Regions from separate parts of the Homo sapiens genome. Here region 1 is linked to region 2. A link is a contact called in ENCODE Hi-C data. All regions are on one chromosome and are shown on one strand. Each heading gives the region's core, a stretch centred on a gene start or an enhancer-like site at or near the end of the contact. The rest is flanking DNA. Distances are from core to core; before and after follow the strand shown. Region 1 overlaps FNDC3B (fibronectin type III domain containing 3B). Region 2 overlaps TNIK (TRAF2 and NCK interacting kinase).

The links. Hi-C counts contacts between places; a loop is a spot of excess contacts on that map. Pooled maps may share reads with other maps.
Region 1: a loop to region 2 is called in a pooled map, with 2.2 times the contacts of the local background. The contact joins two enhancer-like sites. A Hi-C loop is called at or near these places in 2 of 37 single-sample maps with no recorded cell type and 2 of 50 pooled maps.

What each region holds. Positions count from the first base shown.
Region 1 is chr3:172,130,495-172,133,688 of GRCh38, reverse strand. It overlaps FNDC3B (fibronectin type III domain containing 3B), which reads right to left. Exons shown (of 26, transcript NM_022763.4): 3 at 143-218. Among named protein-coding and RNA genes, the nearest start is that of FNDC3B, 93 kb to the right of the region's middle. Within about 2 kb of position 1,393, at least 4 of the 41 ENCODE cell types and tissues checked have a DNase peak (open chromatin) inside an H3K27ac peak, as active enhancers do.
Region 2 is chr3:171,281,969-171,285,136 of GRCh38, reverse strand. The region is part of intron 2 of TNIK (TRAF2 and NCK interacting kinase); the gene reads left to right. Among named protein-coding and RNA genes, the nearest start is that of MIR569, 180 kb to the right of the region's middle. Within about 2 kb of position 1,558, at least 13 of the 41 ENCODE cell types and tissues checked have a DNase peak (open chromatin) inside an H3K27ac peak, as active enhancers do.

The DNA of each region.
Region 1 (3,194 bases), core at 144-2,643, 850 kb before region 2:
GCGACAGAAAAAAAAAGAAAATGAATATCCAAGATATACTTTACTTCTAGAAAATTACATGCAGACACACACAGAAAAACATTACTTCCTTCAAATAAAGAAAAAAATCTTTGATTAGAATATTTACCAAAAATGTCCTTACCTTGAATGCACTGAAGTGTTCCATCCTCTGCTCTTATTGTGAAAGTCTCACCTGGATTAACTTGAACGAGAATAACCTGCCAAAACAACACATTAATTTCAGTTTAATACTGGAACCTCTGGGATTTGTTAAGTGTTATTACCTAAATTTATATACTAGACAGGAAGCATGTGGCATAAAATCTTTTATAAACACAAAACTTGGAGTATAAGTCTTAATTGGGGGCATGGGGGTAGGAGGAGTACATGCATTCAAATTTAGCTAAGTGAATTCTCCTGTGTTGCTTATGATGCTATCTAACTTTAAAAACTCCATTTGAAGAAAACTTTTCTTTGAAAAGCACAATTCCCTTTTCGCTTTCACAAATTTAGAAACTACAATTACAGAAGAAAAAACACCAGAAACCATACTTACAGAAGAAAGCTGCATCTAGCAATGAGGTTTTGACCTAACAGTGCTGCATACTGTTCCCAAGTGTCTATTACTGATCTGGTTATATGATTCTATTGTGTGACAACAAAAAATATTTACAAGAAAAATTTTTATAAAAAGAATTATCTGTGTACAGGATCTTAAGACAATAATGAACAGTATTAAATAAATATTATAAATAGGCCCCGCCAAATACCCAAATGTTTAAAGTCAATGTTTTACTTATATGAACATAAATATTTAATATTAGACAACTTCCAAGACTAGACCATGAGTGGTAATAGCAAAGTACGTTCTGTCAACAGCCTTATAGTTTTATTAATAGTTCTAATCAAAGGATAATCAAAGGAAAAAAATCACTAATTGATATCTAAATACAAGTTAAAAGACATAATACAACTTAAAAAACTATAGTTAGGCTGGGCACGGTGGCTCACGCCTGTAATCCCAGCACTTTGGGAGGCTGAGGCAGGTGGATCACTTGAGGTCAGGAGTTCAAGACCAACCTGGGTGAAACCTGGTCTCTACTAAAAATACAAAAATTAACCAGGCGTGGTGGCAGGTGCCTATAATCCCAGCTACTTGGAAGGCTGAGAAAAGAAAATGGCTTGAACCCAGGAGGCGGAAGTTGTGGCAAGCCTAGATCACACCACTGCACTCCAGCCTAGGTGACAGAGCAAGACTCCATCTCAAAAACAACCACCACCACCACAAAAACTATAGTTAAAAACCACCATGTACAAGGCTAACACTATTTTAAAAATCACCATATAATTTCTAGAAATTGACAGGATGTCAGTGTCACATTCATCCTACAGTTATCGGAACAAGCCCTGTTCCTCCCTGGCTTGAAACTGTCAAGCATACTGTTTCCTCTGTCTGTGATACTCTTCCTGTACTCCTTCATCTTAGCTTACCACCTACCTTCCTCCATCCTCAACCAACGTCTATTCATCCTTCTCAGCTTGTGATAACAGTGTTTTGACTCCCAGGACAGGTCAAGTCCCCCACTATGTGTTCTAAATCAAACAAAAATACCCGCTCTACTACTTCTTCCTAGAATTTACAACTGCAATCAATTAACTAAGCAATTATGTTAGTGTCTGCCTTTCCTTCTTTAATCTAGGCATGATAAGGATAACATCCAGCTATCTAGCCCCATGCCTGGCATAGAATAAGTTATGTGCTCAATAACTACTTTCACTGAATGAATGAAAGTCATAAAACATTAAAAAAAAAACTATTGCAAATAATTATCTCAGCTTAGAAATTAAGCTTTCATAAGATGCAATTTAAAAGTCAACTTTATTTACTGTATACACTATAATTTGTTTTGTAAAACTTTTGAAATCAAAACCATTTCATCTTTAAATACTCAATCTTTAATATCCATGTATTTTGCCTCTTCTAATAATTCATCCAGATGATACTGCTGGAATACTAAATTTTTTTAAATCAGAAAATACATTACCTGGAAAAAACAGGATCATTCAGGGAAACTCAGACTAAGCTTCACCCTTGGTGCTTCTCATTATCTTGAATTATGACAGTTATTTCAAGGCAATTTATTTTTCCTATATAATAACTGTAGATAATCTTTGAGTTTTCAGTATTTAAATTATCACCAATGTAAGCACACTGTACTGTTTCAAAAACTCAAAAGGAAATTCCTTCAAGATCTCTAGAATGATTAAAATATTTGGTTTTTTTTTTTTTTTCTTGAGACGGAGTTTCGCTCTTGTTGCCCAGGATGGAGTGCAATGGCGCGATCTCAGCTCACTGCAACCTCCGCCTCCCAGGTTCAAGCAATTCGCCTGCCTCAGCCTCCCCAGTAGCTGGGATTACAGGCCTGCACCACCACGCCTGGCTAATTTTGTATTTTTAGTAGAGATGGGGTTTCTCCATGTTGAAGCTGGTCTCGAACTCCTGACCTCAGGTGATCCGTCCGTCTCGGCCTCCCAAAGTGCTGGGATTACAGGCGTGAGCCACTGCGCCGGGCCAAATATTTGTTTTCTTGAAAAGGAGCTTTTAAAGTCATTTCTTTAACATGAAAATCATTTATTTTTACATAAATATACAATATAAAAACTACAATGGAAGAAAATCACACTTCAATACAGACAATTATCCATGTCTTTTTAAAGGTCCTTAGACCAATTCTAGCATCACTGTAATAAAGCAAAAACCATTTGCTTTGTGTTTAAAGCTCTAGGGATAGAACTGTAATATATGCCCATGGAATTAATTAGCTGGGGGAGGGGGGAACCAATGGATGCCAAGACTCTATGTCCTAGATTTTCTCTGACAATCCCAAATTCATATACTCTCTTCTACCACGCTCATAATTGTCAGACAATGTGCCCTGAATACCGGTTCAGAAAATACAATTCACCAGTATTACGGAAAGTCCCAGGCAAGAAAACGGATTTCTGAATTGGGACATGTCCGGACTGTCGTCACATTATCTGCTTATCATATTGCACAAAAAGTGTCTGTAACAGTTCCTCAGTGGTCACTGACACCAGGCCAAACTTCAAAGAACGACGCAGAGGCATCCAGCCTCTAAGGTCCACTTATACCTTCCCCCCCTGCTTACTGAGTTCAATTCCTGACCCCCATC
Region 2 (3,168 bases), core at 309-2,808:
CTTTAAATAATTTAAGGCACATTTCTTGCTAATATTCTGGGTCCACCTATGTCTTGCATTGAAAAAGTATTTACCTAATATCTTAAAGCAGGGCTATGATAACTTAGTTCTCAAGGAAAGAAGGTTTTAAAAATAATTTTCTCTGCTCTCCATTTCTCTTACTGTAAGCATGTGGCAAAGTCTTGGCATCTGCTCAGAATAAATTTTCTGCTTCCTTTCTGTCTTTTAGTCAGCGCACGCTTTCTCTGAGTTCTCCCCCTTACTCCTTCCCTGCTTTAGTAATCTACAGGAAACCAGACCTTACTAATTTGAGTGCTTGCTCTTAGAATTACTTATTACTGTATTAATACATATTTGCTAGAGTTTGTGGAGGATTTGTATTGCTCTAGGTGCTAATAAAAATGTGTAAAAGACAGGCCCCTTAAATAATGTGCAATTTTGAGGGAAACAACAAAGGCAAAAGGATTTCTTTGGGACTGGCTATTTGCAATAAATTGCTCATTTGATTTTATTTTTTATTTTTTTTTTAGCATGCAGGAGGTTTATTAAGAAATGCAATGACGGCAGGATTGGCCAGAGAGAGAAGTCAAGACATGATGCATTCTCAATGGAATGCCTCAGCTGACCATGTGGGGAGTTCTAAAGACGGACTGATGATTCAGAGTGCCCCATGTTGATTTATCAGTAATTTGTTTTGAGCTGCCCTGGAAAGCGGGTGTGAAGTTGGTTGAGAAGGCCCCAGATTTCTCATTTTAAAATGCTGCATGTGAGAGGACATTTTTCACAAAGAACTACTAAATTAAAAAATTGGGGAATAGAACCCTACTATGAACGGAGTGTGTTTCTTCTATTCAGGCACATATTTTTGCCTAATATCCAGATGCTGTTTCCAAAGCTATTTTTTCATGAAATTGTGTTGCTCTAGAATGCTCAATGGTTCTCAAATTTTAGTGTGCATCAGAATCTTAACAATGAGGGGCTAAGACACAAATTCCTGCCCTCCTCCCTGCCGCCCCCCTCCAGAGTTTCAGATTCATAGGTCTCGGTTGGGTCTGAGAATTTGCATTCCCAAGCAAGTTAACAGGTGATGCTGATGTTTCTCAGGGGATAACGGGCAAATGGTGAAACCCAGAAAGTTTTGTTTCTAGATATGAGATCCCATTGTCTTTGCCAATGAAGCTGTGCTGTAACTCCATCTTAACAAGTAACCCCAAATTATACCCACCTGAAAGACCTTTGTGGGTTGTGGAAAACCTGGAAGATGGCTGAGAGACAGTACCCTCGAAGTAGTTCTGAGGAGATTGTTCTGCTTGTATTCCCATGCAGCGCCATCACTGCCTGACTTCCTTATGTGTGTCTGATTTGAGGCAGTTCTCTAGGAACCAGTTCCTGGTGCTGCAGTGCCACTGGCAGCTTCCCAGGGCTTCCAGAACCCTAGTGGCATGGTGGGAACTCCTGTTCCTCACCCGACCTCTCCACAGCCCTGGACCTGTAAGGTTTCTTCCAGGCTACATGGAATTAGATTTCCACTTTTCCTTGGTTCACAGGGGGCAGGAGCCAGGTTGGAACGGCTGCCAAGGAGACTGTCTTTTTTCAGAGCCCTTAACTGGCAGTCAGCAAGACCGAACTCCTCTGCTCCTTGGTGAATGGTGATGCTGATTATTTGGAAGCTTTAGCACCAAAGTTTGAAATTCCCCTAAGTGAATGGTTTTGGCGATCCCCTTCCTTTAGTTATACTATTGGCTTTCTCTCATGTTCATTTAGGTTGCCAAATCTTCTGTATAATCCTCATCCCCCATCAAAAGAGAAAAAAGAAAAAAGAAAAAGAGTAGTTCTATTTTTGTGGAAAAAGAGGAAAGAATCCAGGAAACATTTCAGAGAACTGTATGTTTTCTTAGTTCCTTCTCTCCAGACACGAAATCCAAGGAGTATTTGGTCAGTTGCTAACATTACATGAGGGGCTTTTTTTTTTTTTTAAAGTAGGTATAAAATTTAACTTCTCTGCCCACCTCCTGACAAGAAACTGTGGAAAATATCCAGTTTACACAATTTGAATAAAATTATTCCTTGATAAAGGTCACGTTTTCTTATTCATAAGAATCTTCACAGGAAGATAGCATGGAAAGGGACTAATAGGTGCCCAGGTTCCACTCTGATTGTGCAGAGAATATAAGGCGGGCCCAGGCTGTAAGGAGCCCTCCTACATCATTCTGCTGGTAGAATTAACAGCAGCAATTGCCCAGGTCTGTTGTAAGATTAGGATTCTGCCCACCCTCTGGAGCTGCCACCATTCTGCCTTCTCTTTCTTAGAGTTTTGTATTCTAAGTTTTTACTTTGAATCTTGAGAATAGAAAATAGTTTTCAGTCTCTTGAGATTTTACATAGTTTGTCCATGAGCTTCAGAAATGAGTTCAGTGTAACTGCTTAGATACCTCGATTTATCTTTTTCAGTTTCATTTGTTATTTTTAAAATGCTTTAAGATACGATTAAGAGGCCGGGCGTGGTGGCTCATGCCTGTAATCCCAGCACTTTGGGAGGCCGAGGCAGGTGGATCACCTAAGGCCAGGAGTTCGGGACCAGCCTGGCCAACATGGCGAAACCCCGTCTTTACTAAAAATACAAAAAAATTAGCTGGGCGTGGTGTCAGGCACCCATAATTGCAGCTACTCAGGAGGCTGAGGCAGGAGAAGTGCTTGAACCCAGGAGTTGGAGGTTGCAGTGAGCTGAGATCGCGCCATTGTACTCCAGCCTGGGCAACAAGAGCGAAACTCCATCTCAAAAAAAAAAAAAAAAACAAAAAACCATTAAGAGAATCTGCAGATAGTTCCTTTGGCAGAAATGTTGGTTAAAAAAAATCTTCTGGCTGTGCACCAAGTCAGTGACCTATAAATACTCTGTGCTGGCTCTTCTTTCTCCTCTTTGTGATTCGCTGGGATACAGATCTTGGACTAATGCCTTGAAGAAAATGTTATTTTGATGATAAGCAAATATTTCAATTGATTCTAGAATTGAAGACACTGATTGTGGACTGGATGATTTCTTCTAGCCCAAAATTCATTCTCTAGATTAACCTCAAGTCTGCTGTAAGTGGGGGAGAGGATGCCAGTTCACATTATCACAGTTACCATTATTATTATTATTTTTTGGCCAAAATCAACCTTCATTTC